Linked DNA regions of Homo sapiens: region 2 is linked to region 1. A link is an interaction called in ENCODE POLR2A ChIA-PET data of the cell type or tissue named here. Cell type or tissue: PC-9. All regions are shown on one strand. Links, peaks and the distances in the headings refer to the core of each region. The heading gives the core; the rest is flanking DNA.

The links. ChIA-PET counts read pairs that join two places held together with the same protein. Peaks named below come from ENCODE experiments on the same cell type or tissue, not always from the same donor. Only the 100,000 strongest peaks of a DNase experiment are listed, where the experiment ranks them.
Region 2: POLR2A ChIA-PET joins it to region 1 with 16 read pairs; 5 of 35 experiments call an interaction of 5 or more read pairs at or near these places.

What each region holds. Positions count from the first base shown.
Region 1 is chr19:8,038,774-8,054,326 of GRCh38, reverse strand. It overlaps CCL25 (C-C motif chemokine ligand 25), which reads right to left and starts at 1,567. Exons shown (of 6, transcript NM_005624.4): 1 at 1,505-1,567; 2 at 1,205-1,327. The coding sequence starts at 1,277. RefSeq lists silencers at 3,565-3,624, 3,925-4,014. In PC-9, for the core only: no CTCF peak of the experiment used is centred there; no DNase peak of the experiment used is centred there; H3K27me3 peaks cover 1,779 bases.
Region 2 is chr19:8,179,323-8,194,875 of GRCh38, reverse strand. No RefSeq gene overlaps it. Among named protein-coding and RNA genes, the nearest start is that of CERS4, 22 kb to the left of the region's middle. RefSeq lists enhancers at 31-80, 521-640, 931-1,020. In PC-9, for the core only: no CTCF peak of the experiment used is centred there; DNase peaks (open chromatin) are centred at 7,078 and 9,175.

The sequences.
Region 1 (15,553 bases), core at 5,096-13,095:
GGGCTGGGCCTGGCTCTGATAGCAAAACAATCAGACCACAGCCCAACCCCCTTCCCAGGCAAAGGCCAAGGACTTGGACCCATCAGACCCAGCCGAGGGGCAGGTGGGTCAGGTGGGGGCAGACAGGGAAGGAGGGTGGGACCCTGGGTCTGCCGCCCAGCCAGGGACCCTGCTTTGGCCAGCTGCTGAAACTCAGAGGATGTAGGACCCAGTGTCAGGGCTCCCGTGGGGACACCCCAGGCCCAGGAATTGTCCTTTGGCGACTGAAATCCTCAAGTGCTTGCTCTGCGGTAGGGAGTGGGGAAGAAGGAAAGAGTTCCCTATTAATAACAGGAACAGTTACTATTGCCGCCGCCAGACATGAGGCCTAGTCTTTTGCAGGCATGAGCTCACTGGACCCTCAAGTCAGAGCCATGCAGTGGGAATTTTAGATTCCCACTTTGCAGCTGAGGAAACGGAGGCTCCTAAAGGTTTAGGAAGCCGGGCACAGTGGCTCAAACCTGTAATCCTAGCACTTTGGGAGGCTGAGGCAGGCGGATCGCCTGAGATCAGGAGATCGAGACTACTCTGGCCAACATAGTGAAACCCCATCTCTACTAAAAAATACAAAAATTAGCCGGGCATGGTACACACGCCTGTAGTCCCAGCTACTTGGGAGGCTGAGGCAGAAGGATCGCTTGAGCCCAGGAGGCGGAGGTTGCAGTGAGCCAAGATCGCGCCACTGCACTCCAGCCAGGGTGACAGAGTGAGACTCTGTCTCAAAAAAAAAAAAAAAAAAATGGTTTAGGAGCAACTAACTCTCAGCTGGACTGCATGGAGGGACCAGGATGGGAATCCACTCTTGTCAGTCTCCAGGGCCCTGATCTCCAACCCCACCCCTGGCTCGGCAGGATTAGGATTCTACAATACATCCCTGGCAGTAACTGGCTTTGCCCACAGCTGGAAGCCACCCTCTGCTCCCTCACATCTTTAGGAGTCTTGCAAAAGACTCCATGGGGCTCTCGAAGAAGGAACTGGGGACTCTCCATCTCCCCGACCCCATCCCAAGAGCTAACCAAACACCAGGAGTTCCTGCATGTCAGGAGCGGGAGAATTCAGTGGAGATGGGATTGGGGAGACTTCCGGAGGAGATAAGAGACAAAAGGGGTGGGGTGGGGGCATGGGGAGAGGGGCACTTGGTGGTAGGCATTGCCGAACACAGTACCTTGGGTGTGGACAGCGGGGGCCCAGGCTCCCAGGAAGCCGGCCACCAGGCAGGCCAGGAGCCACAGGTTCATGCTGCAGGCGGGTCCTCCTCCCTGGGCACCTGGACGAATAACGGGGCCACCTGGGGTCGTGGAGGGAAGTGGTAAGGACTGAGGAAGAGGAGGGGAGTGGGTACTGGGAACATCCCCCCTCTTAAGCCCCAGGCATATGGCAAGGGAAGGAGGTTGTATAAAGTAGGAACAAGTTGTGCTGGAGGGAAAAGCTGTTCATCTCAGTCATGTTCAAGGAAAAGACTCACCGATATCCACTGGGTCAAGGGAGCTGATGCCCGCCGGGCTGTAGGCCAAGCTGTCCCATCTGCAGGACCAACACGCTGAGCTTCACTCTTTATAGACAGAGCCCCACCCAGCCACCCCCTGCCCGCCCTCCTCCCTTCCTCCTCCTCTCCACCTGCACTCTCAGCCTCTGGAATTCTCCCTCTTCTACAGCAAGCTCCAACCTCGACCCACAGGCCCCCTTGCCTCCCCACTCCCCATCCCAGGCCTCCCAGCCAGCACCCCTACTGTCTCCAGAAAGGGCCTTTTCCCCTGTTTCCCTCACCTGCACACACCTGGTGGACACTGGCTGCCTGCGAACAAGGCTCAGACTGCCTTGAGCCCCCAAACAAGCCCTTACCTTCATGCTCCCCCCGCCCTCAAGCCACCTGTTCCCTGGTGGGTCCCCAACTTCACTCCATTTCCCTCTCCTTCCACACCATGGTTAGGTAACTTAGCATGTCACAGAAATCCTCTGGTTGTGATCACAGGCAAATCCATAGAAACAGAAAGTAAATTAGCGGTGGCCACAGGATGGGGGGAGGGGAGAATGAAGGACTGACTGTGAGAGGGTATGGGTTTCCTTTTGTTCTGAAATTAGATGAGAGTGATGGTTACATAACTCTATGAATATAGTCAGCACGGCACAATGGTGCACCTCCCACCGGTGAACAACCCCAACAAGAAAGAAACTCTCTAGGCCAGGCATGGTGGCTCATGTCTGTAAGCCCAACACTTTGGGAGGCCGAGGCCAGAGGATTGCTTGAGCCCAGGAGCTCAAGACCACCCCGGGCAATATAGAGAGACCTGCGTCACTACAAAAATTTTTTAAAAAATTAGCCTGACGTAGTAGTGCATACCTGTAGTCCCAGCCACTCAGGAGGCTGAGGTGTGAGGATTGCTTGAGCCTTGGAGGTTGAGGCTGCAGTGAGCTGTGATCATGCCACTGCACTCCAGCCTGGGCAACAGAGCAAGACCCTGTCTCAAAAAATGGAAAAAAAAACGGTGGCCGGACACAGTGGCTCACACCTGTAATACCAGCACTTTGGGAGGCCGAGGCAGGCGGATCCTCTGAGGTCAGGAGTTCGAGACCAGCCTGGCCAACATGGCAAAACCCCATCTCTACTAAAATTACAAAAATTAGCCGAGTGTGGTGGGGGGGCACCTGTAATTCCAGCTACTCAGGAGGCTGAGGCAGGAGAATCGCTTGAACCCGGGAGGCGGAGGTTGCAGTGAGCCGAGATTGGGCCACTGCATTCCAGCCTGGGCGACAAGAGTGAAACTCTGTCTCAAAAAAAAAAAAAAAAAAAAAAACAAAAGAAAAAGAAAAAATGGAAGAAATGTTTTGTTTTTGGAAGAAAAGCCAGGAGCCCCGGGTAGCCATGCCCTCAGGAAGCAAAGCAACATTCACCGAGAAGGCATGTCTTTTTTTTTTTTCTTCTGAGACGGAGTCTTGCTCTTTTGCCCAGGCTGGAGTGCGGTGGCGCTGTCTCGGCTCACTGCAAGCTCCGTCTCCCGGGTTCACGCCATTCTCCTGCCTCAGCCTCCCGAGTAGCTGGGACTACAGGCTCCCGCCACCACGCCTGGCTAATTTTTTGTATTTTTAGTAGAGACGGGGTTTCACCATGTTAGCCAGGATGGGAGAAGGCATGTCTTCTTTCCCTGGGGCAGCAGGACCCAGCCAGGACACAGGGACTGGGGGAGACACGAGGTGAAGATTAGGGAGGGCGAAAGGAGCGCTGCAGAGGCCGCACAGCTGATTGCTTTAAACTTTTTATCGCCTGCATCCATAGCTACATCTGACCTCTGTGGGTATTTATCACATCCTAAACTCCTTTCTCATTTCTCCCCTTCCACTGGGAGCCCAGAGGCGGCGGCCCCTAGCCTACTTCCCTGTCCCAAACCACATGGCCGGGTGAGTGGGGCTTAGAGGTGGGGCCGGGCCTGGTGGGTGTGGCTTCTAGCCGGGGACGTGACTAGATAAATGACACTTAGAGCCCAGGGGCAGGGCTGGGTGGGCGTGGCTTATGGCTATGGGCGGGGCTTGCTATATGGCTCCGAGTCAGGGGCAGGGCAGAGTGAGTGGGATTTAAGACAGTGGGCGGAGCCTGACAGATGGCGCTTATGGTAAGGGGCCGGGCTTTGTAGGAGGGGCTTAGACTGGGGCGGGGCTTGCACGGTCAGCCCCGCCCCACCAGAGCAGTTAAGACGCGTCGGGGGCAGGTGCTCTCACCCGTCCCGTTGCTGCGGCCAGTGGCAGCCCACGGGCCGGGGCGCTGTTCCAGTTCCTCCGCCTCTTGCTCTGGGTGGGTGAGGCTGGACCAGGACGCGGCTCCGCGTGGCTGCGAGCGTGGGGAAGCGGCGTGGCGGGCTGGGGCCAGCCTCTCCGCTACGGCTCACTGCCCCCTACCTTCCCAACCCGCGGGCCGCGGCCAAGACGGTGTTACCCAGACTTGGGGGAGGTCCCCAACGTGAGTCTCCCTCCCTGCCTCACCCCTCACTGTTTGTCCCGCCGGCAGCCTTCACGGGGAGGAAGGGTTCCCAGTAAGGGGGCCCTCCAGGGACCAGCAAGCACGGAGCACTGGGGTGGGCGCGCTGGGGACCTGGGACCCAGGGGTTGGAGCAAGAAACGGGATGATCCCGGAGTTCTGAGGACCACAGTTGCTTTGAGTAAAGGCCAGACCTTCACAGTCGGGGCTGGACTGGCCTCTTCCACTCCTGCAGCAGCTGGGGGCATTAAGAGTAATCCGCTATCGGCCGGGAGCAGTGGTTCACACTTGTAATCCCAGCACTTTGGGAGGCCGAGGCGGGCGGATCACCTGAGGTCAGGAGTTCGAGATCAGCCTGGCCAACATGGTGAAACCCCATCTCTACTAAAAATACAAAAAAAAAAAAAAAATAGCCGGGCATGGTGGTGCGCACCTGTAATCCCAGCTACTTGGGAGGCTGAGGCAGGAGAATTGCTTGAACCCAGGAAGTGGAAGTTGCAGTGAGCCAAGATCTTGCCATTGCACTCCAGCCTGGGCAACAAGAGCAAAACTCCATCTCATAAAAAAATAAAAGAGCAGTCCGCTATCAGCAAGGGTCCTCTTCTCCGCCAGTGTGAAATCAGCACAGCTGGGGGGAACAAGTGCCCCCCACACCGACTTCTGTTCTGCACCTCTGATGATGGGAGCAGTTGAGGGTGGTCTCCATCCTGTAGCTCAGCCAAATTCAGAGACCAATACCCCAGAGCCTGCAGGGTTGGGTGGGTAGGCAGGTGTCTTTCTAGACAAGCCCAGTTGGTTGCAGTGGCCAGGTGGTGGGCAGGGGCGATGAGATGTTCTGGGAAGCCTGCACCAGCCACCACCACATCTGCCCTACCCAGTGGCAGGCACCTCTAGTGGGATGAAGGATGCTCCTGGGTGCTCACCATTGGCCCAACTGTGCAAAGGAGGAGATTGAGGGTCAGAGAAGCCAAGTTACTTACTTTTTTTGTTGGCCAGGAAAATCTAATTTTTATTTCTTAAATACTGTGAAGAAAAGGACAGTCCCCCAATGGGGAAGCGCCATAGAGCAGATGACTGGGAGGTCATCGGCAAAGGCTCAGGGGCACTGGGAGAACACTATGGGCAGAAGTGGGGGTCCTCCTGTAGTCACTTTTGCATATCAGACCCCAGCTGCCTGCAGCTCTCCTGAACTCTGGTGCCTCCAGGTCCCTGATGAGACTCTTGGCTTCTGATGGGCCCCCACTGCCCTGCATGGTCACGAGTCTTGTAGGGAGCAATCCACACCCCAGGAGCCCCGTCTGCCAGGCCTGGACTCCTGTTGTACCCACAGCTGCCTCTTTTTTTTTTTTTTTTCGAGACAGAGTCTTGCTCTGTTGCCCAGGCTGGAGTGCAGTGGCAGGATCTTGGCTTACTGCAACCTCCACCTCCCGGGTTGAAGCGATTCTCCTGCCTCAGCCTCCCGAGTAGCTGGGACTACAGGCGCCTACCACCATGTCTGGCTAATTTTTGTATTTTTAGGAGAGACTACATTTCACTATGTTGCCCAGGCTGGTCTCGAACTCCTGACCTCAAGTGACCTGCTGGCCTTGGCCTCCCAAAGTGCTGGGATTACAGGCTTGAGCCACCATGCCCAGCCTCCAGTTACCTCTTTTTAAAGAGAATTTGGTTATTTGAAAGATCTTTCTTCTTTTTTATGTAGGCATTTATTTATTGCTATAAACTTCCCTCTTAGAACCACTTTTGCTGCATTCATTGGTTTAGGTATATTGTATGTCCATTTCAGTTTGTCTCAAGTTTTTTGTTGTTGTTGTTTCTGTTTGTTTTATTTTGTTTTTAGAAACATCTCCCTCTATCACCCAGGCTGAGTGCAGTGGCACAATCGTAGCTCACTGCAGCCTCCAACTCAAGTGTTCCTCCCACCTTAGCCTCCCAAATAACTGGGACTACAGGTGAGCATCACCATGCCTGGCTAATTATTTTTATTTTTTGTAGAGATGGGGGGAGCGTCTCACTATGTTGCCCAGGCTGGTCTTGAACTCCTGGCTTCAGGTGATCCTCCTGCCTCAGCCACCAAAGTGTTGGGATTACAGGCGTGAGCCACTGCACCTGGCCTCAAGATATTTTTTAATTTCGTTTTAATTTCTTCTTTGACACATTGGTTGTTTAGGAGAGTGTTGTTGAATTCTCACGTGTGAATTTTCCAGAATTCCTCCTGTTATTGATCTCTAGTTTCGTATCACTGTGGTCAGAAAAGATACTTGATACAATCGCAATCTTACATTTGTTTTTTTGTTGTTGTTGTTGAGACGGAGTCTCACTCTGTTGCCCAGGCTGGAGTGCAGTGGCACCATCTCGGCTCACTGCAAGCTCCACCTCCCGGGTTCACGCCATTCTCCTGCCTCAGCCTCCCAAGTAGCTGGGACTACAGGCGCCCGCCACCACCACACCTGGCTAATTTTTTGTATTTTTAGTAGAGACGGGGTTTCACCATGTTGGTCAGGCTGGTCTCGATCTCCTGACCTCGTCATCCACCCGCCTTGACCTCCCAAAGTGCTGGGATTACAAGTGTGAGCCACCGCACCTGGCAATCTTACATTTGTTCAGGCTTGCTTTGTGGTCTAACATGATCTATCCTGGAGTATGTCCCCTGTGCACTTGAGGAGAATGTGCGTTCCGCTGCTGTCAAATGGAATGTTCTACATATGTCATTAGTTCCATTTGATCTACAGTGCATTTCAAATCCAATGTTTCCTTACTGATTATCTGCCTGGATCTGTTCGTTGCCTTTTTTTTTTTTTTTTTTTTTTTTAGACAGAGTCTCAGTTTGTCCACCAGGCTGGAGTACAGTGATGTTGTTATGGCTCACTGCAGCCTTGAACTCCTGGGCTCCAGCAATCCTCCTGCCTCAGCCTCCCAAGTAGCTGGGACTACAGATATGCACCACCACAACCCACAAATGTATATTTTTAATTTTGTGGCCTGTTGCCCAGGCTGGTGTTCATTGTTGAAAGTGCAGTACTATTCCTGTATTGCAGTTCAGATCTGTTCATATTTCCTTTATATATATTTCCTTTATATATTTAGGTGCTCTGATGTTAGGTGCATATATATATAATTGTTTTATCCTCTTGATGAACTGACCCCTTTTTCATTCTATAATGACCTTCTTCCTCTCATGTTAGAGTTTTGACTTAAAAAATATTTTATCTGATACAAGTACAGCTACCCCTGATCTCTTTCGGTTTTCATTTTCAAAGAATATCTTTTTGCCTCCCTTCACTTTCAGTCTATGTGTGTCTTTAAACCAGCTGCCTCTTGCTTTGGTCCAGATGCATAGTGGTTGCCCAGCAACCGGAGGAGGAGAAGGAGGAGGAGGAGGAGGAAGAGGAGGAGGAAGAGGAGGAGGAGGAGGAGGAGGAGAAGGAGGAGGAGAAGGAGGAGGAGAAGGAGGATGGGGAGGAGAAGGAGGAGGGGGAAGAGGAGGAGGGGGAGAAGGAGGAGGGGGAGGAGAAGGAGGAGGGGGAGGAGAAGGGGGGGGAGGAGAAGGAGGAGTGGGAAGAGAAGGAGGAGGAGGGGGAGGAGGAGGATGGGGAGGAGGAGGAGAAGGAGGAGGAAGGAAGAAGGGTTTTTCCAGGATGTCTTGCAAGCCCTTGGCCTGATGTTCGAGAATTTGGTTAACTCTAACCTGAACCCTAAGTCCCTGATGTAGCTGGCTCTGCTGGCTCCTGGAAAGTCAGTTCTGAGGGGATCCCCACCCCAGGCTAACCTGAGGCCTCTGTCTTCCAGGGGACAGCTGTAGCAGTGGCCTGGGCAGGGGCCGTGGTTCTCCAGAGGGATTCAGACTACTGGTATTACCGAGCTCATGACCTTGGCTTTCATCCTTGTACTTGTCCTGCCCCTGCAGGATGTGCGGGGGCCAGACAGCTGGGAAGAGTGACTGCCTGATCCTGGCCCTGCTGCCTTGGGCTAGAGGAGGGGTTGCATGGAGAGAGAGGGTGGCAGGCCTTGGGGAGAGGGTCCCATAGGGTCCTGAGTCCCTCTTTGAACGTGCTGAGCTCTACTCACCCTTTCCACATCTGTTTTCTGAGTATCCCTTATGTTCCAGCCACATGCGGGGCCCCAGGGTGCCCCAGGGTGACAGCAGTGAGCAAGCCGACACATTGCAACTATCAAAGATGATGATCGCTGGCTGGGCGTGGTGGCTCACACCTATAATCCCAACACTTTGAGAGGCCAAGGCAAGAGGATCACTTGAGCCCAGGAGTTCGAAACCAGCCTGGGCAACATAGTAAGACCCCCATTTCTACAAAAAAAAAAAAAAATTTTTTTTTTTTAAATAGCCAGGCAAAGTGACCGGCATCTATAGTCCCAGTTACTCAGGAGACTGGGGCAGGAGGATTGCTTGATCCCAGGAGTTCAAGGCTGCAGTGAGCTATGATTGCACCACTGCCTTCCAGCCTGGGCAACAGAGTAAGAACTCATCTCAAAAAAAAAAAAAAATGATGATGTTGATGTCACAGATGCCTCATGGAACATCTATGTGGGACCATTTGTTATTCATTCAATAAACACTTATTGAGCACCCTCTATGTGCCCAGCACTGAGCTGGGTGCTGGGGACAAGCAGTGAAGGAGTCAGTCCCACGTGCTCAGTGCCTAGTAGCATTGCAGACAAGAGAAGCAGCAAGTAATGAAGCAAGACATTCAGATGTGACTTTCTGCTGACAAGGAAAAACAAATTTTAATTTAAAAAAAATTTAAAAACAATTTTCAGATGAGGATCACTGTCACCAATGCTGGTGTGATTGGAAGAGACTAGGGATGGGCTGGATGCCGTTTTTTTTTTTTTTTTTTTTTTTTTTTTTTGAGACAGGGTCTCACTGTGTCACCCTGGCTGGAGTGCAGTGGTGCGATCTCGGCTCACTGCAACCTCCACCTCCTGGGCTCAAGTGATTCTCCCACTTCAGCCTCCTAAGTATTACAGGCATGTACCACCACGCCCAGCTAGTGGATGCCTTTAAAGAGAGTGGCTTGAGGTAACAAGAACCTTATTAGGTTAAAATTCATTCCTACTTTATAGGGAAAGAACAATCAACCGAGGCTGAGAGAGGTTACATTGCTTGACCAAGTAACTTGACTAAGTCGCTTGTCTCTAAACAAATTAATTAAGTAAGTAAAAACAGGTGCCCAGTGATGTGCAGAGAGCTGGAGACAGAAGGCAGATAATACCACTCTCCAAGTGGCCCTCACAGCTAATAGGAGGATTTTTTTTTCAAGATAATGTCTCTGATTTGTTTTTGGTTTTGGGTTTTTTTTTGTTTTTTGGTTTGTTTGTTTGTTTGTTTTTTGAAACAGAGTCTCACTCTGTTGCCAAGGCTGGAGTGCAGTGGTGCGATCTTGGCTCACTGCAACCTTCGCCTCCCAGGCTCAAGCAATTCTCCTGCCTCAGCCTCCCCAGTAGCTGGGATTACAGGCACGCACCACCACACCCGGCTAATTTTTGTATTTTTAGTAGAGATGGGGTCTCACCATGTTGGCCAGGCTGGTTCGAACTCCTGACCTCAAGCGATCCGCCTACCTTGGCCTCCCAAAGTGCTGGGATTACAGGCATGAACCACTGTGCCTGGCCGAGATAATGTTCCTGTTGCCCAGGCTGGAGTGCGGTGGTATGATCACAGCTCTCTGTAGTCTTGACCTCTGGATTCAAGCGATCCCCCTGCCTCAGCCCCACAAGTAGCTGGGACTACAGGCACATGCCATCATGCCCGACTAATTTTGTAACTTTTTGTAGAAACAGGGTCTCCTTATGTGGCCCAGGCTGGTCTTGAACTCCTGGGCTCAAGGGATCATCCCGCCTTGGCCTCCCAAAGTGCTGGGATTACAGGCCTGAGCCACCTTGCTCTGCCTTAGGCTGCCATGTCTCCTGATCAGACATTCCTGGAGGAACATCTGCATCAGGCTGTGGGGATGTGAAGGGCATCCCACCTGTCTCCAGGGGGACCTGCAGCTGAATGGTGACCTGAAGGACAACCTCGTGTTAGTCAGAGACCAGCAGGGCAGGACGCTAGAGGGAACTGCCAAGTGCAGAGTATCTGGGGCAGGAGGTGCGGGGGTGGATAGCGGAAGATGAGGTAGGCAGGGAGAAGCTATTTGGAGCCTCACGTGCCAAGCCCAGAAGGGTGACCTTCATCCAGAGGCCAAGAAGAAGCTGCCGAAAAGATTTATTTATTTTTATTTTTATTTTTGAGACAGAGTCCTGCGGCCCAGGCTGGAGTGCAGTGGCGTGATCTCGGCTCGCTGCAACCTCTGCCTCTTGGGTTCAAGCAATTCTCCTGCCTCAGCCTCCCGAGTAGCTGGGATTACAGACCCGTGCCATCACGCAGAGCTAATTTTTGTAATTTTAGTAGAGACGGGGTTTCACCATGTTGGCCAGGCTGGTCTCGAACTCCTGACCTCAGGTGATCCGCCCGCCTTGGCCTCCCAAAGTGCTGGGATTACAGGCATGAGCCACCGCACCCACCCTGAATAGATGTATTTAGTCAGGGGAGGGTTGTGGTCAGGTCTGCATCTGAGCTCTGCCAAGGTCATCTGGAAGATGCCGCAGAGGGTGAGGTGAGGGCAGGGAGATTCAACAGCCCAGGCATGGTAGGGCATGGTAGTGTGGACCTGTTGTCACAGCTATTCGGGAGGCTGAGGCAAGAGGACTGCTCGAGCTTAGGAGTTCAAGGTTGCAGTGGGCTATGATTGCACCACAGCACTCCAGCCTGGGCGACAGTTAGACTCTGCCTCTGAAAAAAATAAAAACAGGATGGGGCGCAGTGGCTCACACCTGTAATCCCAGCACTTTGGGAGGCCGAGGCGGGTGGATCATTTGAGGTCAAGAGTTCGAGACCAGCCTGACCAACATGGTGAAACCCCTGTCCCTACCAAAAATACAAAAATTAACCAGGCATGGTGACGGGTGCCTGTAATCCTAGCTACTCGGGAGGCTGAGGCAGGAGAATCACTTGAACCCGGGAGGTGGAGGTTGCAGTGAGCCAAGATTGCGCTGCGTGCTGCACTGCAGGCTGGGTGACAGAGCGAGACTCAGTCTCAAAAAATAATTAATTAAAAATAAAAAAAGAAAGTGGCATGCTGGACCCACTGGGTGAAGGTGGGCAGATCCTAGAATTAGGTCTCTCTTTCTGGAATGACGGGGGCGATCTGAGCCGCCTCCTTAGCTCCCTGGAGAATCAGACAAACCTCCCTCCCACTGCTACCTACTTCTCAAATGTGGGAACCCTGGCAGTCCAGTAGGCCGGCCATGCATACAAAGGGAACCCAGGAGGCTGTCAGTGCCTATAGGATTAGGGAATCTGTCTGCGCTTTCACCTCTGCTCCTCCAACCCGTCTTCCTGTGGTTCTTTTTCTGTTTTTTTTTTTTTTTTTTTTTGAGATGGAGTCTCACTCTGTTGCCCAGGCTGGAGTGCAGTGGCACAATCTCCGCTCACTGCAAGCTCTGCCTCCCGGGTTCACGCCATTCTCCTGCCTCAGTCTCCCAAGTAGCTGGGACTACAGGCGCCCGCCACCACGCACGGCTAATTTCTTTTTGTATTTTTAGTAGAGACGGGGTTTCACCGTGTTAGCCAGGATGGTCTCGATCTCCTGACCTCGTGATCTGCCCACCTCGGCCTCTCAAAGTGCTGGGATTACAGGCGTGAGCCACCGTGCCTGGCCCTTTTTAAGACAGATTCTTGCTCTGTTGCCCAGGCTGGAGTGCAGTGGCAGGATCTTGGCTCACTGCAACCTCTGCCTCCCGGGTTCAAGTGATTCTCCTGCCTCAGCCTCCTGAGTAGCTGGGATTACAGGTGCGCACCACCACACCTGGCTAATTTTTGCATTTTTGGTAGAGATGGGGTTTCACCATGTTGGCCAGGCTGGTCTGAAACTCCTGACCTCAAGTGATCCACCTGCCTCAGCCTCCTAAAGTGCTGGGATTACAGGCATGAGCCGCCGTGCCTGGCCAATATTTTCTTTTTCTTTTTCTTTTTTTTTCTTTTTTTTTGAGACAGAGTCTTGCTCTGTCACCCAGGCTGGAGTGCAGTGGTGTGATCTCGGCTCACTGCAAGCTCCGCCTCCCAGGTTCATGATATTCTCCTGCCTCAGCCTCCCAAGTAGCTGGGACTACAGGCACCCGCCACCATGCCCAGCTAATTTTTTGTATTTTTAGTAGAGACGGGGTTTCACCGTGTTAGCCAGGATGGTCTCGATCTCCTGACCTTGTGATCCGCCCGCCTCGGCCTCCCAAAGTGCTGGGATTACAGGCGTGAGCCACCGTGGCCTGGCCAATTTTTTGTTTTTAGAGACAGGGTCTCACTCTATCGCCCAGGCTGGAGTGCTGGTGTTATCACAGCTTGCTGGAGCCTCCAACTCCTGGGCTCAGACCATCTGCCCACTTTAGCCTCCCACAGTGCTGGGATTACTAGCATGAGCCACCTTCTCTGGCCTCTCCTGGTTGTTCTAAGCACGTGGATTCAGATCTGCCAGTTGCCCACTCAGTCCTGGGGGCGAGGTGCTGGAGAGGAGGCTGGGGAGGAAGATTGGGTCACCACGGTTCCTCTTTCCTGCCTCTTCTCTCACGGCACCTGCTGTTCCCCCAGGGCTCCCACCTCCGCTTGTCTCCTGCTGAGCCTTTGCCCTAGTAGCGCACTCTGCCTGGCAAGCCCTCCCTCTGCCCATCTCCAGGCAGCCAGCATGGCTGGGATTATGTATTCAGCTTCGAGCTCTGACACCCTGTCACCCTGGGCCACATGTTGGGACCGCCCTATTCTTTCTTTTTTTTTTTTTTTTGAGACGGAGTCTCACTCTTTTGACCAGGCTGGAGTGCAGTGGCATGATCTCAACTCACTGCAACCTCCACCTCCCGGGTTCAAGCAGTTTTCTGCCTCAGCCTCCCGAGCAGCTGGGATTACAGGTGCCTGCCACCACGCCTGGCTAATTTTTGTATTTTTAGTAGAGATGGGGTTTCACCATCTTGGCCATGCTGGTCTCAAGTCCTGACCATGTGATCCACCCGCCTCGGCCTCCCAGAGTGCTGGGATTATAGGCGTGAGTCACCTGCCTGGCCGGGACTGCCCTATTCATCTCTGTCTGCCCCTGAAATCTTATTGTGTACGTGCCTCCACTTCAAGGCCATCAAACCTCATGGAAGGGATGTACTTCAGTCATCCCTTTGCCTGTGATGTTCCCCTTCCCCACCAATAGAGGCTGAGCAAGCACCTCAGACTTGAGAGTGGACCAAGCCTCCTTGCTGCAGGCCCCCAAGTGCCCAAGGGAGCTCTCAGCTTGTCCAGCCCTTCACAGGCCTATAAACTCTTCTCAGTCCTGGCTGGGTGCAGTGGCTTATGCCTGTAATCCCAGAACTTTGGGAGACCGAGGCGGGTGGATCACTTGAGGTCAGGAGTTCGAGACCACCCTGGCCAATATAGCGAAACCCCATCTCTACTAAAAATACAAAAAAAAAAAAAAAAGCGAAACCCAGGCCAGGCACAGTGGCTCATACCTGTAATCCCAGCACTTTGGGAGGCCGAGGTGGGTAGATCATGAGGTCAGGAGTTTGAGACCAGCCTGATCAACATGGTGAAACCCCGTCTCTACAAAAAATACAAAAATTAGATGGTCGTGGTGGTACGTGCCTGTAATCTCAGCTATTCAGGAGGCTGAGGCAGGAGAATCGCTTGAACCTGGGAGGCAGAGGTTGCAGTGAGCCGAGATCGTGCTACTGCACTCCAGCCTGGGCGACAGAGCAACAGGACTACAGAGCAAGACTCTGTCTCAAAAAAAAAAAAAAAAAAAAAAAAAGCGAAACCCCATCTCTACTAAAAATACAAAAATATTAGCATGCATGGTGGTTTGTGCCTGTAATCCCAGCTACTCAGGAGGCTGAGGCAGAAGAATCACTTGAACCCAGGAGGCGGAGGTTGCAGTGAGCCAAGATTGTGCCATTGCACTCCAATCTGGGTGACAAGAGAAAAATTCTGTCTCAAAAAAATAAAATAAAAATAAAAATAAAAATAAAATTAAAAAAAACTCTTGTCAGGCCCCCCTTTCCCCCAGCTTTCCCACTTCCCCCTACACCCCACACTTACTTGTGTGCCTCCCTTGTTCTGGGCTAATTTCATGTGCATTGTTGCAATAGATGCTTACAGTGACACATTAAGGTAAACAATATACTTATTCCCATTCTACACATGAGGAATTTGTGATTTGATCAGGGTAGCCAAGCCAAGTATTGTTGTTACTTTTTTGAGACAGAGTCTCACTCTGTCACCCAGGCTGGAGTGCAGTGGTGTAATCTCAGCTCACTGCAACCTCCACTTCCCTGGTTCAAGTGATTCCCCTGCCTCAGCCTCCTGAGTAGCTGGGATTACAGGCGCCCACCACCACACCTGGCTAATTTTTGTATTTTTAGGAGAGACATTTTTCCTGACCTCAAGTGATCCATCCGCCTTGGCCTCCCAAAATGCTGGGAGTATAGACGTGAGCCACCATACCTGGCCCCAAGTGTTTTTTTTGTTTTGTTTGGCTTTGTTTTAAAAAAATAAAATAAGCCTGGCCATGGTGGATTACAGCACTTTGGGAGGCCGAGGTGGGCAGATCACCTGAGGTCAGGAGTTTGAGACCAGCCTGGCCAACATGGTGAAACCCCATCTCTACCAAAAATACAAAAATTAGCTGGGCCGTGGTGGTGCATACCTGTAGTCCCAGCTACTCAGGAGGCTAAGGCAGGATAATCGCTTGAACCCGGAGGCAGAGTTTGCAGTGAGCTGAGATCATGCTACTGTACTCCAGCCTGGGCAACAGAGCAGAGTCTGTCTCAAAAAATAAATAAATAAATAAGTAAATAAATAAATAAATAAATAAATAAATAAATAAAAAGCAATGATTTTCCCTTTGTGGGTCTGGGGGTCACCTGTAGCCCCACTGGAACTTGCTCCAGGCTGTGAGTTGGATTTGCATCTGTTCCATGTGACTTTTCATTCAGAGGCTTCAGGGCCCATATTTGTTTTTTTGTTTTTGAGATGGAGTTTCATTCTTTCCCAGCCCCCCAAGTAGCTGGGATTACAGGCATCCGCCACCGTGCCCAGCTAATTTTTTTGTATTTTTAGTAGAGACAGAGTTTTACCATGGTAAGCAGGCTGGTCTCGAACTCCTGACCTCAGGTGACCCATCAGGGCCCATATTTGTTTCATGGCAAGGTGACATGCAAGCAGAGTGGCGGGACCACGTGATGCTTCCTCAGCCTTTGTCTCCGATCTGATGAGGGTCACTTCCATGCAGGTTCCATTGGCCAAAACAAGTCATATGGCCACACCCTAAGCTGGAGAATGGGGAGTGCACCCCACCCACAGGGAGCAGTGATCAGGGGAGGAAGAGAGGAAGATGTGTTGTCTTAGTCTCTTTGTGCTGATATAACAAAATGCCTGAGGCCAGGTAATCTGTCAATAATAGAAGTTTATTGCTTACAGTTCTAGAGGCTGGGAAGTCCAAGATGGAGTTACTGGAG
Region 2 (15,553 bases), core at 5,065-13,064, 140 kb before region 1:
TTTCGTGCAGACAGATGCATTTTCCTTTAATACTTCACTTTTTAGATGCAGAAGGGCAGGATCAGGGAGGTGGAGCGACTTGCCCAAGGTCTGGCAGTGAGTTAGTGGCCTTCCAAGCCTGTGTGTCTGAGCAAGGCTATGGGCTCTAGTTGAGAACGGGCAAAAACAGCGGTCTTGAAGGAAGCCTGCCTGATATCCGTGTCAGTGAGGATGTGGGCTGCCGGGCTGGGCGGTGGAGGAGGGTGGCTGGAGATAGGCTGGGGCATGTCAAGTCTGAACATTTAGAGTATGAACTAGACATAAGACAGCCCTGACTGGGCACGGTGGCTCATGCCTGTAATCTTAGCACTTTGGGAGGCTGAGGTGGGCAGATTGCCTGAGTTCAGGAGTTCGATACCAGCCTGGGCAACACGGTGAAACCCTATCTCTACTAAAATACAAAAAATTAGCCGGGCGTGGCGGCGTGTGCCTGTAATCCCAGCTACTCGGGAGGTTAAGGCAGGATAATTGCTTGAACCCGGGAAGCAGAGGTTGCAGTGAGCCGAGATGGTGCCACTGCACTCCAGCCTGGGTGACAGAGCGAGACTCCATCTCAAAAAAAATAAAAAAATAAAAAAATAAAAAATAAAAGAAATAGCCCTAACCCCACCCCCTTGTGACATCCCCAACTAGGCTGGACTTCCCCCATGTCTGCAACAGGCTGGGGCATCCTCCGGAAATGAGTGCGGGAGGGAGGCCAGGGCTGGGCCAGCAGAGTTGGGGGAGGGGATGGGAGTGCAGGGCTGGGGACACAGGAAGAGGCTGCAGGAAAAGAGGGGCAGTGTCCAAGCTCAGGGTCTCGGGACCTTTGGGGTTTCTGCCTTGTCCCCCTGCAACTCTGGAGGAGCAAGAGGCCTGGGGTTTCTCAGTTCTTTCCAGCCCAGGAGTCCCCTGGGGTGGCTCAGGGAGTGGGGACTTCCCTGGAGGAAAGGACCATGGAGTGAGCATCTAAACTTTTGCATTTGACTCAGAGCTTTGTCTCTTATTTTGTAAAACCCCAGTGTATGTGTGATATGTGTGCACTGACTACAAAAAAAAAAAAAAGAAAAAAGAAAGAAAAGAAACCTAGGCCAGGCACGGAGGCTCGTGCCTGTAATCCCAGCACTTTGGGAGGCCAAGGTGGGCGGATCACCTGAGGTCAGGAGTTTGAGACTAGCCTGGCCAACATGAGAAAACCCCATCTCTACCAAAAATACAAAAATTAGCTGGGCTTGGTGGCGGGTGCCTGTAATCCCAGCTACTCAGGATGCTGAGGCAGGAGAATCGCTTGAACCTGGGAGGCAGAGACTGCAGTGAGCTGAGATCATGCCACTGCACTCCAGCCTGGGCAACAGAGCGAGACTCAGTCTTAAAAAAAAAAAAAAAAAAACGAAAAACCCAAAAAACCTACTATCCCCATATATAACCAATTTGTGCTGTGCACCAACAAGAACCTGCTTTAAATTTCCATTGCAATTTACAACCCCCATATTATACCAGGCAAGGTTAGTGGCTGTTGAAAATACCACCAGGACAGGGCTATCTAAAGACACATTCAGTAGTGCATTAACTGTACAAAAAAAAAAAAAGACACTGTGTAGTTTCAAAACAAATCTTACACAGCCTTACATTTCAATTTTTTCTTTTCTTTCTTTTTTTTTTTTTTGAGACTGGGTCTCACACTGTCGCCCAGGCTAGTGTACAGTGGCGTGATCTCAGCTTGCTGCAACCTCCGCCTCACAGGTTCAAGCGATTCTCCTGCCTCAGGCTCACGAGTAGCTGGGACTACAGGCACAAGCCACCACGCCCGGCTAATTTTTGTATTATTAGTAGAGATGGGGTTTCACTATGTTGGCCAGGCTGGTCTTGAACTCCTCACCTTGTGATTCACCCACCTCGGCCTCCCAAAGTGCTGGGAGTACAGGCATGAGCCACTGTGCCCGGCCTCAGTTTTTTTCTTTAAAAAGAGTGAATTGTGTACAAGGGGGTTAAATGCTTAATGGAAAAGAAAAATGAAAGAAAGAAAGAAGAAAAAGAAAGAAAGAAAGAACGAAGGAAAAAGGAAGGAAGGAAGGAACTGCTAGAACCAACTTATTCATCATCGTCTTCTTAATCTTCCCAGCCCAAAGCCTCCTGGGCCCCTAGATCCGGGTAGGGGTGGGAGGGAGGGTCTGAAGGAGAGGGATGCTTCCCAGAGCAGAGGCATTCAAGCTGAATCTCAAAGAACAAGAATGTGCCAGGGGCAGTCAGGCAATTATGCAAAGCTGACTGCAGGTGCAAAGGCCCAGAAGTTGGAAGCTGCACCTTCAGGGCCCAAGGTTAATGATGTGAGAAGCAGCAAGAGCAGGTAGAGATCAGGCTGCAAGACAACCAGAGCTGAAGTAGAGAAAGTCCTTGGGAGTCTCAATAAAGACTTTGATCTAATCTTGGGGGTAATAGGGAGCCATGGGAGAGTTTAGAGCAGGAAGGAACATAGTCTTAGTTGTGTGCCCCAGGAATTCCCCTGGTTGCTTTATTTTCTTTTCTCTTTTTTTGTTTTTTATTTGAGACTCAGTCTCGCTGTGTTGCCCAGGCTGGAGTGCTGTGGCACGATCGTGGCTCAGGGCAAACTCCACCTTCTGGGTTCGAGCAATTCTCCTGCCTCAGCCTCCCAAGTAGCTGGGACTGAAGGCATGCACAACCATGCCAGGCTAATTTTTGTATTGTTACTAGAGATGGGGTTTCACTATGTTGGCCAGGCTGGTCTCAAACTCCTGACCTCAGGTGGTCCTCCCACCTTGGCCTCCCAAAGTGCTGGGATTACAGGTGTGAGCCACTGTGTGGGTCCTTCCTTCCTCCCTCCCTCCCTTCCTTCCTTCCTTCCCTCCCTCCCCTCCTTCTCCTCCTCCTCCTTCTGCTTCCTCTTCCTCTTCTTCTTCCTCTTCCTCTTCTTCTTCTTCTTCCTCTTCCTCTTCTTCTTCTTCCTCTTCCTCTTCCTCTTCTTCTTTCTCTCTCTCTCTTCTTTCTTTTTCTTGAGACAGGGTGTATTTGTCTTTGTCCAGTCTGGAGTGCAGTGTTACCATTGTAGCTCACTGCAGCCTCCAGCTCCCAGGCTCAAGTGATCCTCCTGCCTCAGCCTCCTGAGTAGCTGTGATTACAGGGGCATGCCACCTCATCTAATTTTTAAGTGATCCTCCTACCTGGGCTTCCCAAAGTGCTGAGATTATAGGCAAGAGCCACCATGCCTGGCCATTCCTGGTTGTTTTCTATCGGAGGGGCTGTAGGAGAGGGGGCAGGTAGGAGAAGTGAAGTCACCCAGTGCAGCGTGGGTAAGGTCTAAACAGGACAGAGGGGTGGAAGGAAGATAGGATAATTTTTTTTTTAATTTTTAGAAGCTTTTGTTTAAATATAGCACACATAAGGCCCAGCATGGTGGCTCATGCCTGTAATCCCAGCACTTTGGGAGGCTGAGGTGGGTAGATCGCTTAAGCCCAGGAATTTGAGATCAGCCTGGGTAACATGGCAAAACCCCATCTCTATCATAATACAAAAATTAGCCAGGCATGGTGGTGCACACCTGTAATCCCAGCTACTCGAGGGGGGCTGAAGTGAGAGGATCACTTGTGCCTGGGATTTGTAGTCAGTGGAGATTGTGCCACTGTACTCCAGCCTGAGTGATAGAGTGAGACCCTGTCTCAAAAACAAACAAAGAAGAAGAAGAAAGGAAGAAAAGTGTAGCACACTTTTAGTAAAGAAAACAATGCATAAATTCATAAATGTGGCCAGGTGTGGTGGCTTATGCTTGTAATCCTAGTACTTTGGGAGGCCGAGGCAGGCAGATCACCTGAGGTCAGGAGTTCAAGACCAGCCTGACCAACATGGTGAAACCCTGTCTCTACTAAAAATACAAAAATTAGCTGGGCATCCTGTAATCCCAGCTACTTGGGAGGCTGAGGCAGGAGAATTGCTGGAACCCAGGAGGTGGAGGCTGCAGTGAGCCGAGATCACACCCCTGCACTCCAGCCTGGGCGACAGAGCAAGACTCCATCTCAAAAAAAACAAAAACCAAAACAAACAACAACAACAAGAACAAAATCATAAATATATGCCTTAAGGAATTTTTATCATGTGAATGTAGGGTATAGCCAGGACCTAGATTAGGTCAAGAACAGAACATAGGCCGGGAGCTGTGGCTCACACCTGTAATCCCAACACTTTGGGCGGCCGAGGCAGGTGGATCACAAGGTCAAGAGGTTGAGACCATCCTGGCCGACATGGTGAAACCCTGTCTCTACTAAAAATACAAAAAAATTAGCCGGGCATGGTGGTAGGCACCTGTAGTCCTAGCAACTTGGGAGACTGAGGCAGGAGAATCACTTGAACCTAGGAGGCAGAGGTTGCAGTGAGCCGAGATTGTACCACTGCACTCCAGCCTGGCTGACAGAGTGAGACTCTGTCTCAAAAAAAAAAAAAAAAAAAAAAGGCCGGGCACAGTGGCTCACACTTGTAATCCTAGCACTTTGGGAAGCCAGGCAGGTGGATCACGAGGTCAGGAGATTGAGACCATCCTGGCGAACATGGTGAAACCCCGTCTCTACTAAAAATACAAAAAAATTGGCTGGACATGGTGGCGGGCTCCTGTAGTCCCACCTACTTGGTAGGCTGAGGCAGGAGAATGGTGTGAACCCGGGAGGCGAAACTTGCAGTAAGCCGAGATCAAGCCACTGCACTCCAGCCTGGGCGACAGAGTGAGACTCTGTCTCAAAAAAAAAAAAACCAAAAAAAAAAAAAAAAAAACAACAGTCCAGGCGCGGTGGCTCTCGCCTGTAATCCCAGCACTTTGGGAGGCCGAGGCGGGTGGATCACAAGGTCAGGAGATCAAGACCATCCCGGCGAACACGGTGAAACCCTGTCTCTACTAAAAATACAAAAAAATTAGCCGGGCATGGTGGCAGGCACCTGTAGTCCCAGCTACTCGGGAGGCTGAGGCAGGAGAATGGCGTGAACCCGGGAGGCGGAACTTGCAGTGAGTGGAGATCATGCCACTGCACTCCAGCCTGGCCGACAGAGTGAGATTCCATCTCAAAAAAGGAAAAAAAAGAACAGAACATCACCAGCCCCTAGAAGTCCCCCATTGTACCCTGCCCTGCTACTCTCCACAAAGGGTAACCCCATTTTTTTTTTAAGAGATAGGGTCTTGCTGTGTCACCCAGGCTGTAGTGAAGTGGTGCGATCACGGCTCACTGCAGCCTTGACCTCCCAGGCTCAAGTGATCCTCCCACCTCAGCCCCCTAAGTAGCTGGGACTACAGGCACACACGCCATCACGCCCAGCAAATTTTTGCATTTCTTTGTAGGGATGGGTTTCACTATGTTGCCCAGGCTGGGTTGGAACTCCTGGCCTCAAGCAATCCTCATGCCTTAGCCTCCTAAAATGCTGGGATTATAGGTGCGAGCCACCGTGCCCAGCCCTTATCTTGATTTTTAACAGTCTAGAATCACTCTGTCTGCTATTTGAACATTATATAAATGAAAACAAGCAGGACGTTTCCTTTATGTTTGGTTTCTTTTGTGTAACACCAGGTTTGTGTGGTTCATCCATATTTTTGTAGGTTACAGTTATTGTTCCTTGCCATTTTTTTTTTGTTTTGTTTTCAGACAGTCTCGCTCTGTCACCCAAGCTGGAGTACCATCTCAGCTCACTGCAACCTCTGCCTCCCACGTTCAAGTGATTCTCCTGCCTCAGCCTCCCAAATAGCTGGGACCACAGGACTGTGTCACGACGCCCGGCTGATTTTTGTATTTTTAGTAGAGACAGGGTTTCACCATGCTGGCCAGGCTGGTCTCAAATTCCTGACCTCAAGTGATCCTCCCGCCTTGGCTTCCCAAAGTGCTGGGATTACAGGCATGAGACACCGCGTCCAGCCCGTTGCCATTTGGTATAGCAAGGTTTCTCAACTGCTGTTGACATTTGGAGCTGAATAATCTTTGTTCCTACACATTGTATGTATTTAGCGGCATCCCAGGCCTCTACTCACAGCGTGACAGTAACACTCCTCCCTTCGGTTCTGACAACGCAAAACATCGCTAGACATTGCCAAATATTCCCTTAGAAGCGATAAGATCACCACCCAGTCGACTAGACGTGGTGGCTCACGCCTGTAATCCCAGCACTTTGGGAGGCCAAGGCAGGTGGATCACCTGAGGTCGGGAGTTCGAGGCCAGCCTGACCAACATGGAGAAACCCCATTTCTACTAAAAACACAAACATTAGCCAGGCGCGGTGGTGCATGCCTGTAATCCCAGCTACTCAGAAGGCTTAGGAGGGAGAATCGCTTGAATTCGGGAGGCGGAGGTTGCGGTGAGCTGAGATCACACCATTGCACTCCAGCCCGGGCAACAAGAGTGAAACTCCGTCTCAAAAAAAAAAAAAAAAAAAAAAAAAAATCACCACCCGGTTGAGAACCGCTGTCTTCCCTTTTGTGAACTTACCACAGTTTATTTACCTAAACTTTTTTAGGCATTTGGGTTGTTTCCAATTTCTGGCTGTGATAAGCACAGGTGCTGTGAACATTCTGGCCAGTTTCTGGATGAATGCAACAATGTATATTCTTTAAGTTTATACTTAGGAGTAGAAATGCTGATTCATATTGTGTAGGTGTTTGTTCAGCTTTCTGGATATTGCCAGGGTTTTCCAAAGCGGTTGTACCATTTCACACGCTCTCCAGAGTGTGGGAGTATAACTTGATATTAAATTTTCTTTTTTTTTGAGATGGAGTCTTGCTCTGTCGACCAGGCTAGAGTGCAGTGGTGTGATCTCGGCTCACTGCAGACTCCGCCTCCTGGGTTCAAGTGATTCGCCTGCCTCAGCCTCCCGAGTAGCTGGAATTACAGGCACCCGCCACCGCACCCGACTAATTTTTGTATTTTTTAGTAGAGACGGGGTTGCACCATCTTGGCCAGGCTGGTCTCGAACTCCTGACCTCATGATCCACTGGCCTCGGCATCCCAAAGTGCTGGGATTACAGGCGTGAGCCACCACGCCCCGCTAGCATTTTGGGTTTCATGTGCATTTCTCTGATGACTCATGAGGTCAGCCCTCTTTCATTTATCAGCCATTTGGAGATCACCTTTTGTGAAAGACTCATTTGTCCTTTGGAGTTTTTGTCCTTTTCATTTTCTTTCTTTCCTTCCTTCCCTCCCTACCCTCCCTTTCTCTCTTCCTCTTCCTTCCTTTCTCTGTCTTCCTTCCTTCCTTCCTTTCTTTCTTTCCTTCTCTTTTTTCTTTTATTTGACAGAGTTTCACTCTTGTTGCCCAGGCTGGAGTGCAGTGGCACAATCTCAGCACACTGCAACCTCCGGCTCCTAGGTTCAAGTGATGCTCCTGCCTCAACCTCCCAAGTAGCTGAGATTACAGGCGCCCACCACCATGCACAGCTAGTTTTTGTGTTTTTAGTAGAGACGGGGTTTCACCATGTTGGCCAGGCTGGTCACAAAGTCCTGACCTCAGAGGATCAACCTTCCTTGGCCTCCCAAAGTGCTGGGATTACAGGCATGAGCCACTGTGCCTGGCCTCCTTTTCATTTATCGCTTTCCTTCCTTCTTTCCTTCCTTCCTTCCTTCCTTCCGTTGCTCTCTCTCTGTCTCTCTCTCTCTGTCACCCAGGCTGGAGTGCAGTGGTGCAATCATAGCTCACTGCAGCCTTGACCTCCTGGGCTCAAGTGATCTTCTTGCCTCAGCCTCTCGAATTGATGGGACTACAGGCACCTGCCACCATGTCCAGCTAATTTTTTGTAGAGACAGGAGTCTTGCTATGTTTTCCAGGCTGGTGTTGAACTCCTGGACTCAAGTGATCCTCCCACCTTGGCCTCCCAAAGTGCTGGGATGACAGTCATGAGTCACCCCACCTGGACCCACATATAACTTTTTTTCTTTTTTCTTTTTTTGAGACAGTCTCACTCTGTCATCCAGGCTGGAGTGCAATGGCACAATCCTGGCTCACTACAACCTCTGCCTCCTGGGTTCAAGGGATTCTCATGCCTCAGCCTCCAGAATAGCTGGACCACAGGTGCGTGCCACCACACCTGGCTAATTTTTGTATTTTTAGTAGAGACAGGGTTTTGCCATGTTGGCCAGGCTGTTCTTGAACTCCTGACCTCAAGTGATCTGCCAGCCTCCACCTCCCAAAGTGCTGGGATGACAGGCCACTGTGCCGAGCCCCTCACATATAACTTTTGACTCCTCAAAACTTAACTACTAGGTTGGGCTCGGTGGTTCACACCTGTCATCCCAGCACTTTGGGAGGCTGAGGCAGGAGGAATGCTTGAGTCCAGGAGTTCAATACCAGCCTGGACAACATAGCAAGACTCCATCTCTAAAAAAACTAAAAATTAGCTGGCCATGGTGGTGCATACCTGTGGTCCCAGCTACTCAAGAGCCTGAGGTGGGAAGATCACCTGAGCCCAGGAAGTCGAGGCTGCAGTCAGCCATGTTTACACCACTGCACTCCAGCCTAAGTGACGGGATAAAACCCCATCTCTAACAAAACAAAAACAAAAACAAAAACAAAAACAAAAAAGGCTGGGCGCAGTGGCTCACACCTGTAATCCCTAGCACTTTGGGAGGCCGAGGCGGGCAGATCACCTGAAGCCGGGAGTTGGAGACCAGCCTGACCAACATGGAGAAACCCTATCTCTACTAAAAATACAAAATTAGCCAGGCGTGGTGGCGCATGCCTGTAATACCAGCAACTTGGGAGGCCAAGGCAGGAGAATCACTTGAACCCAGGTGGTGGAGGTTGCAGTGAGCCAAGATCGCGCCATTGCACTCCAGCCTGGGCAGCAAGAACAAAACTCTGCCTCAAAAAAAAAAAAAAAAAAAAAAAAGAAAAGAAAAAAAGAAACTATCAGAACGTCCATCAATGAGGGAGTAGAGAAATGAAAGGAGAACGAAATGTAATGGTAAGGTAATGGAATATTAAACAGGAGTGAAAAGGAATAAGTAACTCTCCCTGTCTGTGTGTCTCTCTTTCTCTCTCTTGCCTTGCTCTCACTCTCACTCTCTCCAGCTCTACTCTATGTCAATATAAATGTATCTTAATGTGGTGCTGTTTCAAAAAGAAATTCAAGTTGTGCAATGTTAGTTTAGTGTGATACTGTTTATATAAATTTGAAACATAATAGCACTCTGGGTTGCTTATGGATACAATTCCACTTAAAAACAGATACAGATTAAGGAAGTAATGGCCTTTTTTTTTTTTTTTCCCCTGGGTACTTGTAGGTTTCAAATGTGTCTCCCTGCAGGGACCAAAGAGAGCAGGTCACTATAGGTCAGTGGCCAGGGGAGTCCAGGGGTCAGAGTGGGATGTGACTGAATGATCAGTATAGCCAAGGGATCAGTATGACTGAGGTAGCCAGAGAGACCACGTAGAAGGTAGACTTTTTATTTTTCTTTTGAGACAAGGTCCCACTCTGTTGCCCAGGCTGGAGTGTAGTGGCATGATCATAGCTCACTGCAGCCTCAATTTCCCAGGCTCAAGCCAGCTTCCCACCTCAGCCTTCCAAGTAGCTGGGACTACAGGTGTGCGCCACCATGCCTGGCGAATTTTTCTTTTCTTCCTTTTTAGAGAGAGTTTCCTGCTATGTTGCCCAGGCTGCAGGCTGGTCTCAAACTCCTGGGCTCCCAAAATGTTGGGATTACAGGCGTGAGCCATTGTGGCTGGTGGAAGGTAGCTTTTTTTCTTTTCTTTTCTTTTGCCAGAATCTCACTTTGTCTCCAAGGCTAGAGTGCAGTGGCATGAGCTCAGCTTACTGCAACCTCCGCCTCCCAGGTTCAAGCGATTCTTTTGCCTCAGCCTCCTGAGTAGCTGGAATTACAGGCATGGGCCACCGTATCCAGCTAATTTTTGTATTTTTAGTAGAGATGGGGTTTCACCTTGTTGGCCAGGCTGGTCTTGAACTCCTGACCTCAGGTGATCCTCTTGCCTCGTCCTCCCAAAGTGCTGGGATTACAGGCGTGAGCCACTGCCCAGGGCCGGAAGTTAGCTTTGATGCACCCATTTGTCCTGGAGCCCCAGGAACAAGGTGTGCTCTACCAGAAAGAGTGCAGATGGGATGTGGATTCTGGAAATCATATGTAGGATTTGCAACCTCGTGCATGGTTCTGAGTATCTGTAGCTTGCAGCAGGTCTAGATATGCCAACCCTTGATTCAGAGCTCAAAAGTCATCAGGGTCTTATGGGCCAGCTGAGGACAGCCAGGGGTCAGGCACCAGGATTTTCTTTTTTTTTTTTGCATTAAATCAATTTTTTAGGCTGGATGCAGCACCTCATACCTGTAATCCCAGCACTTTGGGAGGCCGAGGCGGCATTGCTTGAACCTAGGAGTTGGAGTCCAGCCTGGGCAATGTAGTGAGACCCTATCTATAAAAAAAAAAATTAAAATCTGGCTGGGCGCTGTGGCTCATGCCTGTAACGCCAGCACTTTGAGAGGCCGAGTCCAGCGGATCACATAAGGTCAGGATTTCAAGAGCAGCCCGGCCAACGTGGGGAAACCCCATCTCTATCAAAAATACAAAAATGACCTAGGTATGGTGGCGCATGCCTGTAATACCAGCTACTTGGGAGGCTGAGGCATAAGAATCACTTGAATCTGGGAGGCAGAGGTTGCAGTGAGCTGAGATCACACTACTGCACTCCAGCCTGGGCGACAGAGCAAGACTGTCTCAAAAAAAAAAAAAAAAAAAAAAAAAGAAAAAAAAAAAAAGAAAAGAAAAAGAAAAAGAAAAAGAAAAAAAAAAAGAAAAAAAAAATGCTGGATGGGGTGGCTCATGCCTGTAATCCCAGAACTTTGCGAGGCTGATGCAGGTGGATCACCTGAGGTCAGGAGTTTGAGACCAGCCTGGCCAATGTGGTGAAACCCCGTCTCTATTAAAAATACAAAAATTAGCCAGGCATGGTGGCGCACACCTGTGGTTCCAGGTCCTCGGGGGGCTGAGGCAGGAGAATTGCTTGAACCCAGGGGATGGAGGTTGCAGTGAGCCGAGATCCACTGCACTCCAGCCTGGGTGACAGAGCGAGACTCTGTCTCAAATAAAAAAAAAGAAAGAAAGAAAGAAAGAAAAAGAACAACTTCATCACCCCGTAAAATTCCCTTACACTGCCCGTTAGGAGTCACATCCTTCCTTCCTTCTCCTTGACAACCACTGATCGGCTCTCTGTCGCCATAATTTAGCCTTTCCGGGACTGTTGTATAAATGGAATCAGTCACACACTGGATAGCCTTGTGAGACTGGGTTCTTTCTTTCTTTTCTTTTTTTTTTTTGGATGGAGTTTCATTCTTGTTGCTCAGGCTGGAGTGCAATGGCACGATCTCGGCTCACTGCAACCTCCACCTCCTGGGTTCAAGCGATTCTCCTGCCTTAGCCTCCCGAGTAGCTGGGATTACAGGCATGCGCCACCATGCCCAGCTAACTTTGTATTTTTAGTAGAGACGGGGTTTCTCCATGTTGGCCAGGCTGGTCTCGAACTCCCGACCTCAGGTGATCTGCCCACCTCGGCCTCCCAAAGTGCTGGGACTTACAGGCGTGAGCCACCGCGCCCAGCGAGACTGGCTTCTTTCACTCAAGCAGAGGAAAACAGTATTTGTTTTCCCATGGGCTTTTTTTTTTTTAAGACAAGGTCTGGCTCTGTCACTGAGGCTGGAGTGCAGTGATGCAATCACAGCTCAGTGCCAACTCCACCTCCCAGGCTCAAGCCATCCTTCTGCCTCAGCCTCCCGAGTAGCTGGGACTACAGATGCACACCACCACACCTGGCTAATTTTTGTATTTTCTTTCTTTTTTTTTTTTTTGTAGAGATGGGGCCTTGCTATGTTGCTCAGGGTGGTCTCAAACTCCTGGGCTCAAGCGATCCTCCTGCCTTGGCCTCCCAAAGTGCTGGGATGACAGGCGTGAACCACTGCACCCAGCCCATAAACGTTCTGATTTATAGCAGTTCAGGTTTGCAGCAAAATTGAGTGGAAAGTACAGAGATTTCCCATATATCTACCCTGCTCCCCAAGCCCAGCCTCCTCCTTATCAATGTCCGCCACTAGAGTGGTGCATTGGTTATACTTGATGAATCTCCAGGGACCCGTCCTCATCACCCCGAGTCCACAGCCTACATTAGGGCTCACTTTTTTTTTTTTTTTTTTTTTGAGAAGGAGTTTTGCTCGGCTAGTTATATGTTTTTTTAGCCAGGCTCTTTCTCTGTCATCCAGGCTGGAGTGCAGTGGCACCATCACAGTTCACTGCAGTGTCGACCTCTCCAGCTCAAGCCATCCCCCTGCCTCAGCCTCCCTGAGTAGCTGGGATTACAGGTGCACCATCATGCCTGGATAATTAAAAAATTTTTTTAGGCTGGTCACAGTGGCTTACACCTGTAATTCCAGCACTTTGGGAGGCCAAGGTGGGCAGATCACTTGAGGTCAGGAGTTCGAGACCAGCCTGGCAAACTTGTTGGAACCCTGTTTCTACTAAAAATTCAAAAATTAGCCGGGCGTGGTGGCACGCACTTGTAGTCCCAGCTACTCAGGAGGCTGAGGCAGAATTGCTTGAACCTGGGAAGCGGAGGCTGCACTGAGCTAAGATAGCACTACTGCACTCCAGCCTGGGTGACAAGAGTGAGATTCTGTGTTAGAAGAAAAGAAAAGAAAAAATATATTGTAATTTAAATTAATTTATTTAGAGACATGGTCTTTCTCTGTCCCCCAGTCTGACCTGGAACTCCTAGGCTCAAGCAATCCTTCCACTTCAGCCTCCTGAGTATCTGGGACCACAGGCTTGTGCCACTGTGCCCAGCAAGAGCTCATTTATTTTAATTAATGAGTTCCCATTGTCTGAAAGTACCACTGTTTATTTATTCATTCAACTCCCGAAGGGCATCTTGGTTGCTTCCAAGTTTTATGCAATTATGAATAATACTGCTGTAAACATCCGTGTGCAGGTTTTGTTTTGTTTTGTTTTTTTGGTTTTGAGACAGAGTCTCACTCTCTCGCCCAGGCTGGAGTGCAGTGGCGCCATCTCGGCTCACTGCAAGCTCTGCCTCCTGGGTTCACGCCATTCTCCTGCCTCAGCCTCCCGAGTAGCTGGTACTACAGGCACCTGCCACCATGCCCGGCTAATTTTTTGTATATTTAGTAGAGACAGGGTTTCACCGTGTTAGCCAGGATGGTCTCGATCTCCTGACTTCGTGATCCTCCCGCCTCGGCCTCCCAAAGTGCTGGGATTACAGGCATGAGCCACCGCACCCGGCCAGTTTGTTTTTTTTTTTTTGAGTCGGAGTCTCCCTGTGTCGCCCAGGCTGGAGTGCAGTGGTGTGATCTCGGCTCACTGCAACCTCTGCCTCACGGGTTCAAGTGATTCTCCTGCCTCAGCCTCCTGAGTAGCTGGGACTACAGGCACATGCCACCACGCGCAGCTAATTTTTGTATTTTTAGTAGAGACAGGGTTTCACCATATTGGCCAGGCTGGTCTTGAACTCCTGACCTCGTGATCTGCCCGCCTCGGTCTCCCAAAGTGTTGGGATTACGGGTATGAGCCACTGCACCTGGCCCATGTGCGGGTTTTCTTGTAGACATGAGCTTTCAACTCGTTTGGGTAAATATCTAGGAGTGAAATTAATTGGTTATATGGTAAGAGTATGTTTAGTTTTGTAAGAAGCTGTCACACTGTCTTCTAGAGTGGCTGTACTGTTTGGCATTTCTCTCAGCAAAGAGTGAGATTTCCTGTTGCTATATAGGAAACATCTTTTTTTTTTTTTTTTTTTTTTGAGTCAGTCTTGCTTTGTCACCCAGGGTGGAGCACAGCGGTGTAATCTCAGCTTATTGCAACCTCCACTTCCCGGACTCAAGCACTTCTCATGCCTCACCCTCCCGAGTAGCTGGCATTACAGGCATGCACCACCACGCCCGGCTAATTTTTGTATTTTTAGTAGAGATGGGGTTTCACCATGTTGCCCAGGCTGATCTCGAACTCCTGGCCTCAAGTGATCCACCCACCTCGGCTCGCAAAGTGCTGGGATTACAGGCGTGAGCCACCACTCCTGGCCATATAGGCAACAAAATTTTTAATTACGGCAACATCTAGAAAAAAATGTTTTATCCTATATCCTGCATTTTTCTTTTTCTTTCTTTTTTTTTTTTTTTTGAGATGGAGTCTCACTCTGTCACCCAGGCTGGAGTGCAATGGTGCCATCTCGGCTCACTGCAACCTCTGCCTCCCAGGTTCAAGCAATTCTCCTGCCTCAGCCTCCCAAATAGCTGGGATTACAGGCTTGTGCCACCACACTCTGCTAATTTTTTGTATTTTTAGTAGATATGGGGTTTCACCATGTTGGCCAGGCTGGCCTTGGACACCTTGCCTCAAGTGATCCGCCTGCTTTGGCCTCCCAATATCCTGCTTTTTTCTGTAAAAATAGTATGAAAATATTTTACATATTGTTAAAGAAAATCTACAAACATTTTTCATAACTGCATATTGGATCTTATCACGTGATTGTACACAGCGTACCGGATACCTCAGGCTTTGCACTAACTGAATATTAAAATAACAATAACAGAAGCATTGTTATATGTAAATATTTGCCTATTTCTCATATTTCTTTCTCATGGATTCCCAGCAGTGGAAATACTGGCTGGAAAAAGGCAAACACGTTATGATTCTTGGTACATGTTGCCAAGAGCTCACCAGAAGCCTGAAATTTATGCTAAAAGCAGCAAGCTGGCCGGGCACAGTCGCTCATGCCTGTAATCCCAGCACTTTGGGAGGCTGAGGAGGGTGGATCACCTGAGGCCAGGAGTTTGAGACCAGCCTGGCCAACATGGCAAAACCCCATCTCTACTAAAAATACAAAAATGAGCTGGGCATGGTGGTGTGTGTCTGTAATCCTGGCTACTAGGGAGGCTGAGACAGGAGAATCACTTGAACCTGGGAGGCAGAGGTTGCAGTGAGCCGAAATTACGCCACTGCACTCCAGCCTGGACGACAAAGCAAAACTCTGTCAAAAAAAAAAAAAAAAAAAAAAAAGCTGCAAGCTGGGGTAAGAGTCTTCAGGAAAAAAAAAAAAAGGTTAGATTAAAATAGACAAAAGATGTCTCATTCTCTTTTCTTTTTTAGAGATAGAGTCTTACTGTGTTGCCCAGGCTGGGGTGCAGTGGAACTATCATAGCTCACAGAAGCCTCAGCCTCCTGGGTTCAAGTGATCCTCCCACCTCAGCTTCCCAAGTAGGTGGGATTACAGGCATGTGCGACCATACCCAGCTAATTTTTATTTTTTGCAGAGATGTGGTCTCACTACATTGCCCAAGTTGGTCTCAAACTCCTGGGCTCAAGTGATTCTCTCACCTTGGCCTCCCAAAGTGCTGGGATTACAGGCATGAGCCACAGCACCTGGCTAAGAATTCCTCTTTAAGTTTTAAAGAGAGACAACTCAGTACATTGCTTGACCATTTTGCCCTCTGCTCTTAAGCTTAGAAAATGCTTTCACATCTCAGAGATTTAAAATCCATTTCCAGCTGGGC